Regions from separate parts of the Mus musculus genome. Here region 1 is linked to region 2. A link is a loop called in an ENCODE intact Hi-C map of the cell type or tissue named here. Cell type or tissue: heart. All regions are shown on one strand.

Region 1 (5,000 bases), 260 kb before region 2:
ATGCGCCGTTCCTCCAACTCTAGAGAAAGAGTTTTCTAGTATTCAGGTTAAAGCAGTCTAAAAATAAAACTCAATCCCTCCCAGGTAAATGAGCTCCCCATCTCTGGAGTCATTAAAGCAGAAACAATGTAAACATCTGTTAGTTTTTGTGGTAAAGCTTCAGACATCAAATGACCAGATTAACTAGATCAGTGCTCTTCACTCATATGAAATAATATTTGTATAATAGAATGGAAGTAAATAACAATGTTATTACACAGCAAAATGGCCAGTTTTTATGGTTCTACCCAACCACGCTTAGGTCACTGAGTATAATTCATCTTTGGCACAACAGTGAGCCTTGTTCTCCTATTTAGAATGCACAACATGAAGTGGCTTAAGATATTTTTCATACTTAGGTTTCAGAAAGCAATGGTTTTGGCAATATTCTTGACAGAGCAGAAATGTCAGCATAATCTAAGATTGGTAAAATACGAACACTCAACTCAATTCTATACATATTGCATTAGAAACTCTGAAAGAATGTGGAAATCTTTGTCCCACCAAATAAAATTGAGCCTAAACATTCACATTTGTATTTTATGGTTAGAATGTAGGGAAAATAATTCTGTCTCTCTATAGTTTGGCTCCATAATCTATAAAAGTAACTGCTAACAGTGTGAGGAGCGGGTGTGGCAGCAGTCCCAAGATGGCGCCCGGGACTGCAACTAAGTCTTATGACTTGCACCTGACTTCCTCATACACCTGAAAATAAGCCATGTCCATCCTGAGAGCTGCGCAGGTGCACCATGATGCTGGCGGTTTAAACAAGTCCATATTTGGAGACATGCCCCTGCCGCCCTAATTGGCTGAAGCTGTGTGCCTGGTGAGGTGACGTGGCCTGCCGTGAGTGGATGGGGGCTGAGAGTATATAAGAGTGAGAGGCCCGGGGTTCAAGGGAGGAAAGATGAAGTGAGAGAGATGAAGACTGAAGCTTGCTGAATAAACTGCTGTTAGAAGAACTGGTGGTCGTGTTATTCTTGCTAGTCGAGAGCAGATAGGACATAACAGCACTCCAGGGTGTAATGAGATATTGACAGTCTTTGTGGTATATAACACATAGTAGGCAATCAATTACTGTCATTTCTATTATCAATAAAAGTGAACTGAACTTATAATAAAGAAATCACAGCTTTCAAGTTGGATAAAATTATAGAGTAAATACTATAACTTCATAAAGATTCTCAATGTAAACTGTTTATGATCTTAGTCTGTTTTTATACTTGATAAAATAATAAATAAATGATGACTTAAACAGCTTCTAATTGTGAATAATGGTTGTATATTGCCAACTCGTGATTATGTGCTTGGATATCTACTTTGTGGATAATTGTCAGAAAATTAAATCCTCCATATAGTTTCTCTCTGTAACGTGTGTCTGTTCTGCCTCCCCTGCTATCAATTAATACTTTAGTGGGAATGAAACTTCATTTTCATATTGTCCAAAAAGAAAAAATGCCAAGAATCCATACATTCTAGAAAACACAAGAAATAAGACTCAGATAATCTAGAGGTTTATCTGTTGGAGACCATACCGTGAGAAAGTAAGATTTCACAGTTTCCCACCCTAATAAGCCAAATGGCCTTGTGTTAGGAGCTGGTCCCCTCCTCCTCCCTATCCCTTCCTGGCACCTAAGACCCTACAAATTTGAATTATAGTCCCCTCTTCCTTATCTCTTCCTGACTCCCAAGACTTCCAAGGACCTGAGTTATGTGCTGAGCCCAGCTTGATACCCTGGGCTGTTAAGGAGGAATCTACATTCCTGAGATAAGACTCAGGGTGCCTCTCCCCTGCAGTTAGAATTCAGCCTTCAGGTCCCCAGATGTCTACTACTTTGTTCTTTGTTAATTCTCCCTCAGCCCCTCCCTATTTCCCCTCACTGTGTGCTTATAACCTGGCTTTTCAGCCTAATAAACTCAGACCTTGACAGGAATCCTCCTTGGTCTCTCTTTTTTTCCCACCTGTTTCTCTTGCAGGTTTGCAGTTCCCCTCATACCCACGAACAACTGGGTCCTGCTGGTCAGGACATTTATCCCTTTTCATTAAGACAGGGCTTAGAAAAATGAACCTGTGTTTAAAGGCATTTAAGAAAAAGGTGAATTATATGCACCATTACAAAGAAGCACGATTTACAGTGGGATTTAATATATGTATACTGAAGATTACAAAACAGGTCAGGTCAGTTTGACTCATTTTAACAAGTTCTATATACTATATACTAAATTCAAGACATTTGGAAATGTTGGAATGCAATAATTAATAAAGTGGTGGTTTAATATACAGTTTGTTTTCACTTGGTAAGAATGAGCACACCAAAATAAAGGCATTTGCAGAACTAGAGACATCTAAAACAGAAGTACCATCTGTGGTCATGGAAGCTGGAGGAAGAACCTGTCTACTATACACATTGCAAATATAAACTGTGGCCAGTAGAGGCCCCTGGTACACAACGAAAAACAACTACAGTGAAAACAATTGACAGATAGGAGATACTTGTCTAAAGTAGACTGCAATGCAAGAGTCCATAAATTCAGTTGATCCCACCCTCACAAACACAATGGGCCATCTTCATTATTTTTATAATTTTTAAGTGTATGAGTGTTTTGCCTGCATGCATGTTTGTTCACCATGGGATACTAGAGTAACAATGGCTGTAAGATGCATATGGGGTCTGGGAATTGAACCTGAGTCCTTTGGGAAGCACGGCATGTGCTCTTAACTCTCAGATCATCTCTCCAGGCCCCATCTTCAATTCTGAAGAAACTGTTCCAATACATTATCTGTTTAAAGTTCTTGTAATTCCTCACTCCTTTACATGTTTAGCATGATTTTTATTTCATTGTATTCTTTTTCTCTTTTGACAGTCACTGACTTTAATAATCTAAAAGTCTTTATAAGAACAACGATTGCCCCACCCCCAAAATGGAGCCAAAAGGCATCCAACAGATCTTGAAATGAGGCAGAAAGGGGCCAAGAATCCATTCATGAAAGCTGATGACTATTGCCATGGAGCTGCTGGGGGCTACGGAAGGTCAGGGCAGGCAAGGACAAAGATTCAAAAAAAAAGTTGAAATGCTGAGGGGAGAAAACTCGCGAAATGCCCGGGAATACATGGGTTGTGAGTGTGAACTGTTTGTTTCATGGAGTACAGGCAGGAGCCCCATCAGCTGTGGACTCTGGAGACTCCATGCTGTGTCTGATGGGCTGAAAAGGGCTCCTCGGAGAACACTACAAGAAGGCATGACACCATTCTTTTTTTTGTAATATAATTTTTTTATTACATATTTTCCTGAATTACATTTCCAATGCTATCCCAAAAGTCCCCCATACCCTCCCCCCCCCACTTCCCTATCCATCCATTCCCTTTTTTTTTTTTTTTTGTTTTGGCCCTGGCGTTCCCCTGTACTGGGGCATATAAAGTTTGCATGTCCAATGGGCCTCTCTTTCCAGTGATGGCCTATTAGGCCATCTTTTGATACATATGCAGCTAGAGTCAAGAGCTCCGGGGTACTGGTTAGTTCATAATGTTGTTCCACCTATAGGGTTGCAGATCCCTTTAGCTCCTTGGGAACTTTCTCTAGCTCCTCCATTGGGAGCCCTATGATCCATCCACTAGCTGACTGTGAGCATCCACTTCTGTGTTTGCTAGGCCCCTGCATAGTCTCACAAGAGACAGCTACATCTGGGTCCTTTCAGCAAAATCTTGCTAGTGTATGCAATGGTGTCAGCGTTTGGAAGCTGATTATGGGGTGGATCCTTGGATATGGCAGTCTCTACATGGTCCATACTTTCGTCACAGCTCCAAACTTTCTCTCTGTAACTCCTTCCATGGGTGTTTTGTTCCCAATTCTAAGGAGGGGCATAGTGTTCACACTTCAGTCTTCATTCTTCTTGAGTTTCATGTGTTTAGCAAATTGTATCATATATCTTGGGTATCCTAAGTTTTGGGCTAATATCCACTTATCAGTGAGTACATATTGTGTGAGTTCCTTTGTAAATGTGTTACCTCACTCAGGATGATGCCCTCCAGGTCCATCCATTTGGCTAGGAATTTCATAAATTCATTCTTTTTAATAGCTGAGTAGTACTCCATTGTGTAAATGTACCACATTTTCTGTATCCATTCCTCTGTTGAGGGGCATCTGGGTTCTTTCCAGCTTCTGGCTATTATAAATAAGGCTGCTATGAACATAGTGGAGCATGTGTCCTTCTGACCAGTTGGGGCATCTTCTGGATATATGCCCAGGAGAGGTATTGCTGGATCCTCCGGTAGTACTATGTCCAATTTTTCTGAGGAACCGCCAGAATGATTTCCAGAGTGGTTGTACAAACCTGCAATCCCACCAACAATGGAGGAGTGTTCCTCTTTCTCCACATCCACGCCAGCATCTGCTGTCACCTGAATTTTTGATCTTAGCCATTCTGACTGGTGTGAGGTGGAATCTCAGGGTTGTTTTGATTTGCATTTCCCTGATGATTAAGGATGTTGAACATTTTTTCAGGTGCTTCTCTGCCATTCGGTATTCCTCAGGTGAGAATTCTTTGTTCAGTTCTGAGCCCCATTTTTTAATGGGGTTATTTGATTTTCTGAAGTCCACCTTCTTGAGTTCTTTATATATGATGAATATTAGTCCCCTATCTGATTTAGGATAGGTAAAGATCCTTTCCCAATCTGTTGGTGGTCTTTTTGTCTTATTGACAGTATCTTTTGCCTTGCAGAAGCTTTGGAGTTTCATGAGGTCCCATTTGTCAATCCTCGATCTTACAGCACAAGTCATTGCTGTTCTATTCAGGAATTTTTCCCCTGTGCCCATAACTTCAAGGCTTTTCCCCACTTTCTCCTCTATAAGTTTCAGTGTCTCTGGTTTTATGTGAAGTTCCTTGATCCACTTAGATTTGACCTTAGTACAAGGAGATAGGAATGAATCAATTCGCATTCTTCTACATGATAACAACCAGT
Region 2 (5,000 bases):
CCAAGAAGGAAAACGAAAAGGCACACTAGAATGAAACCGACAAAAAGACACCTATTCCTGCAACACTTCAAGAACAGCTAATAGCTCTGGTTCAAATGGCCAAAGTGCCAGTGGTAGAGAGTAATCAGAAGACAAAGCTATTAGGCTTCAGGTTCCTGGGACAGGGACTGAGTCAGAGTCTGGAGTCAGTAGGCTTTAAACACTCATGTATGAAGCATGTGGTGATCTAAGTCCCAGAAATGAGAGCAGAGGTGACTAAACAGCTCAAATCACAGCATAAAAGTCCTAGACTGACAGAAGAAATGAAACGCCTGAGATGGCCAAGTGCTTTTAGACCTCAGTTCCTGCACTGTTTTTGTTTCTCCTGTCCGTTTCTCTAGCCTTCACACTGGTTACCTCCTTCTTTTCGATCCTAGAGGTCAAACTACTAGGTATGCAACTGCTTGTCTGGAGATGACTCAGGCTTCCTCACAGATAACCCAAATCAAAGTCAGAGGGGTCGGAAACATCAGCAACAGGGGAGACTTCTCAACTTCAGCTAGCTCAAACCTAAAGCAGCAAGAGCGAAGTCTCCAGCTCCTGGCTTGCTAAGAGCCTCTCCTAGCTGACTAGGTCTAGCAGGAGTCAAGCTTTCAAGATGTCCCAGTATCTAGCGGGATGACAACACAGTTGGTCAGCTCCTTCTATCTATCCAGCAGAGCAAGATGAGAAAACAACTGTCCTTACACTCATCCCTCATCTCCTCAGATAAAACTCCTAAAACGTAAAGTAACCTACCAGCTGCCTGCTCAGCAAGCAAAGGCAGTTACTACGCACAGAAGTAATTTTTCCCAGCTGCTGGGGAAGCTGTCCCTCCAACTTTTGCTGAAGGGTATAGCTAACAAGTCTAGCATGGGTAAACTCTAATGAAATGTCTTTGGAGCTAAGCATCGTGGAGTATAGATATTTAATCCAAGCACTGCGGAGGCAGAAGCAGGTAAATTGATATTTGAGTTCCAAGACAGCCTAGTCTACAACAGCCACAGCTACACAGGGAAAACCTGTCTCAAAAACAAAACAAACAAACAAACAAAAAAACCCAGCACCATTACCTTTGAGACTAGTCTTCTGGGAATAAAGACAAGAAAACAAGAGGAGTCCCAGCTTACATGGCAAGCTTTCATCCAAACTCACTTATATCAGATCTAGTATAGATTCTTTGCAACTCTGTATCTTAGATTTCTTTTAACTTTCCTTTACTGTAGGGCCAGCATTGCCTCCATAGTTTTTTCTTTTATCTTCTTTTTGGCACTGTGAGTCAAAATAAGGCCTTGTGCGTACTAGGCCACTGCTCTACCACTGACCATTCCACCCCCAAGCCTTCTTCCACAGCTTATTGGCAGCAAGTTCTCCAAAGACCTTTCAAACTGAACTTAGGCAGAATACACAAAAGCAGCAAGTCTTGCCTACTCTGCTTGAACTGAACACTGTGGGCAGGGCAACACACAGCCATAATGAGAGGAGGGAACCTAGCCTAGCTTCCAGCAGCCATGCCCCAAGAAGACCTGTCCTCTATCTGCCTGGCCAGGATTACCCAAAAGATGCTGACATCTTCCAAAAGCTGTTTGAAAAAAACAGACCAGGTGGGGAAGTGTTATATATCAAAAAGCATTTTTCTATTTGTCAAGTCTGTCACATTCCATGTGACAGAGGGAAAAAGTTGCCAGGGACTGCATGACTACAGGCATTTATAGCTGGTTATTCAGTAACTCTCAATAGGCAACCTGGTAGCTGGCAGGGTTGGAGGCAGATCATACAGAAGACATAATCACCGCTTAGGGGAGGAGGATTAACTCTAGGATTTCCTACAAGAGAAATCAGTTAGCTACAACATGACAACGGCTCTCTTTCTGCTACTAGGAATTGAACTCAGGGCAATGTACATGCTAGGCAAGCATGATCCCAGCCAGTTTTCTTTTTCCCCCTCAACTATTATTTTTGAGACAGGATCTCACTAAGCTGCCCAGACTGGCTTTGAACTCATTCTGTAGCCCAGGCTGTAAATTTGCAATCTGTCTACTCAACCTTTAAAGTAGCTAAGATTACAGATCTACATCACCAACTATGTCTTGTCTTGACACCCAATTTCAATGAGGCTATTACCCTCTACTGTAGAGAATAGGCAACCCTGAGTTACCAAGTTACAAACCTGTTCTCCCATGAAATGCTCTTGAGTTCTTCTAGGATACATTGTACACGTGGGGAAAGATTATTCCACACTTTAATAGCCTGAAGCAAATGCCTGTGTTTCTCCAGCACCTGACAGCAAAAAGAGTCCAATCAGAAGTCTGACTCTGCCAAGGACCCTACCCCAAACCCCTCAAGGATCCCTTCTCATAGGACCTCAGCACTGTCCTTAAGGGAACAGGACAAAGCATGCATGGTGAGCCCACAACTCCTTTATAAGCCCAACAAGTAAAAAGAACTAGATTGTCTCCTTCTCCCGCTCTCCCCACTCCAAATCCTCTGTGGCTCCCAAACATCAGAAGTTCTGATGCTCAGGTGCCAATTGGAAACATTTGGTTTGAGATGAGCAGAGATCTTTGGGCCAAAGGGTTAAGGAGAAAATAGGAGAAATGAGTTGCAGGAGCAAGGAGAATTGTTGAGACCCAGGTTCCCATCCTAGTTCTGCCATAAACTATGTATATAACCCTGAATCTGTCCCTTTCGTCATCCAAGGTTTCAATCTGTCAGTGCAAAAGGGAGAAAAGAACCTAAATAGTTTCCAAGGCTTTCTACAAAACGTACATCTTAAGTCTCATCTGATTAGGGACTCTTACACCCCACCTGCTGGTCATCTTGAGAATCACAGGGCTATACAGCTATACCCCATTCCCAGTTCTCTACATCCGAGCAAATGAAGTCCATGAACTTCATTATCTGCTTGCTCTCTTCCATCAGTTCACAGGATCATCTGACTAGACTCTGCTGGTCTCCTTCCTAGGTCCCACCCTCTCCAAGAAGTACCTTTATGCTTTGCCACTTTTCTTCCAAATTCTCTGAGAACTTCCCTCATGTTTTGCCACTTTCAAACTCTTTCTCAAGACGTCTCTTTCAGGCAGCTGGCAAGAGGGAAGAAATGGCTAGGACAGGTGACAGCATATCGCACCAAGGATACTAACCTTAAACTGTTCCTCTTCATAGGATACCAGCAATTCTCGCGCTTTCTCTGAAACCAGAATGAAAAACAATGAAGGAAGCCTAGCCTCTCATTCTCTCTGGGCATCTGAGCTTCCTGTACCTTGAGCTATAAGCTGACAACTAGAATTGCTTCAACAATTGAACAACAATCAGATTCCTTCCCTATTTACTTCATATAACTCAAAAAAGATGGTGAGGCAAATACAATATCCATTCACCATGGAAACTCTCCCCGTAAGATAGTTTGTGACAGTGATTTTTTTTTTAAAGATTTATTTATTATTATATGTAAGTACACTGTAGCTGTCTTCAGACACACCAGAAGAGGGCATCAGATCTCATTACAGATGGTTGTGAGCCACCATGTGGTTGCTGGGATTTGAACTCTGGACCTTCGGAAGAGCAGTCGGGTGCTCTTACCCACTGAGCCATCTCACCAGCCCCTTTTTTTTCTTTTTTTTAATGCTGGAACTCCACCACAGCATACAGAAAATAAATTATCAAGGACAAAAGGCAGTACTGACCTCAAGCTTCCGTGCTCGCGGCACATGCGCCCCTCTTTGCCCCACAAATACCTACCATACAACTCCTTGTGTCTTGAAGATGGTTCTGGATGAGAAGCCACCTCCTCATTGCCTTTAGTATTTGCATCATCCTCGACAGCCAACTCTTCATCTTTGTCATCATCCTGAGGCTCTGGTATCTCTTCAAGTACATCATCGGCAATAATTTCACGTTCCTCTTCTTCAGGATCTTCTGCATCTAGCTGGTCCTCATCCAACTCCCAGGTTTCTTTCAGGCTGCCTTCCAGTTGACGGCTCCAGTATGTCTTCTGGAGCCAGTTGAGGACAAAGTAGCAACCTAGAAGAGGCAGGGGTGGATTCAAGAGATATGCCATAGGACCAATTATGGACAAGTAATTAACAGGTCCCCAGTTCTCTTAGCCTCTATTCTCATACTGTATGCATAAAGGAAAAGTCTAAGGAAGAGACGTGGCTCTAAGGCTCAAATCTCATATATTTGCATATATCCTCTCTTGTATTCTCCTGCTCACTGGTATCTTTCCTGGGGGTTGAGGGAGTGCGGATATAATCCTGGCTTGAGACATGGGTGTCAAATAAAGCAAGGGGTGGTAAATGGGAGAACTGAAACCTAGGTATACCAGCCACTTACACAGCCTTAACCAAGTCTTTCCCTTTTCTAGATCTCAGTTTCCTGATTACAAGGGAAGAGCCTAAATCAGGGATTTTTAATCGAGATGAAATGAGCATAAAAAGAATGCCTGAGTTCATGACACTCTGGTTCATACCTCTCAACTCACCCCTTCAGACTACTATACTACCTACAGAGGCAGACTGAAGAGGAAAGCAATACCCTATAATTAAAACAGCAAAGAGGACCATAACAGAGGCTACAGAGACAGCTCAGCAGCAAAGAGCATTTGCTGGACCTGCAGAGAACTCAGGGTTAGATCCCAATGCCCAGAGCAGGTGGCTCACATCTGCGGGTAACCCTAGCTTCAGGTGACCCAGCAACCTCTCCGGGCCTTCAGCATCCATATACAAATAGCAAACACACACTCACGTACATCAATAAAAATAACTCTGAGGTTTAAAAACGAACCAGAATAGTACACTGCCAAGCCATATTAAACAAGGTAATACTAATCCTGATTTCATTTTTTCATACTTTCCACATGGACTTTTTTCACTATGAAAAGGCTACACATTATGATCAGTAAGCTTGTGAAAGCCAAGCCTTATACTGTAACCAAAAACAGTCTATACTATATTTCACCTGGTGCTGACACCAAGTATAAT

Evidence for each region. A loop is a pair of places that touch in the nucleus more often than their neighbours do. Peaks named below come from ENCODE experiments on the same cell type or tissue, not always from the same donor. Only the 100,000 strongest peaks of a DNase experiment are listed, where the experiment ranks them.
Region 1: it touches region 2 in a loop (3-fold over the local background); 7 of 42 quality-filtered maps call a loop at or near these places.

What each region holds. Positions count from the first base shown.
Region 1 is chrX:95,684,842-95,689,841 of GRCm38, forward strand. It overlaps the pseudogene Gm29889. Among named protein-coding and RNA genes, the nearest start is that of Zc3h12b, 24 kb to the right of the region's middle. In heart, a CTCF peak has its summit at 2,480 (motif pointing right); no DNase peak of the experiment used is centred here.
Region 2 is chrX:95,948,149-95,953,148 of GRCm38, forward strand. Las1l (LAS1-like (S. cerevisiae)) reads right to left here. Exons shown (of 13, transcript NM_152822.3): 5 at 3,760-4,041; 6 at 3,162-3,208; 7 at 2,189-2,298. Among named protein-coding and RNA genes, the nearest start is that of Las1l, 6.3 kb to the right of the region's middle. In heart, a CTCF peak has its summit at 2,836; no DNase peak of the experiment used is centred here.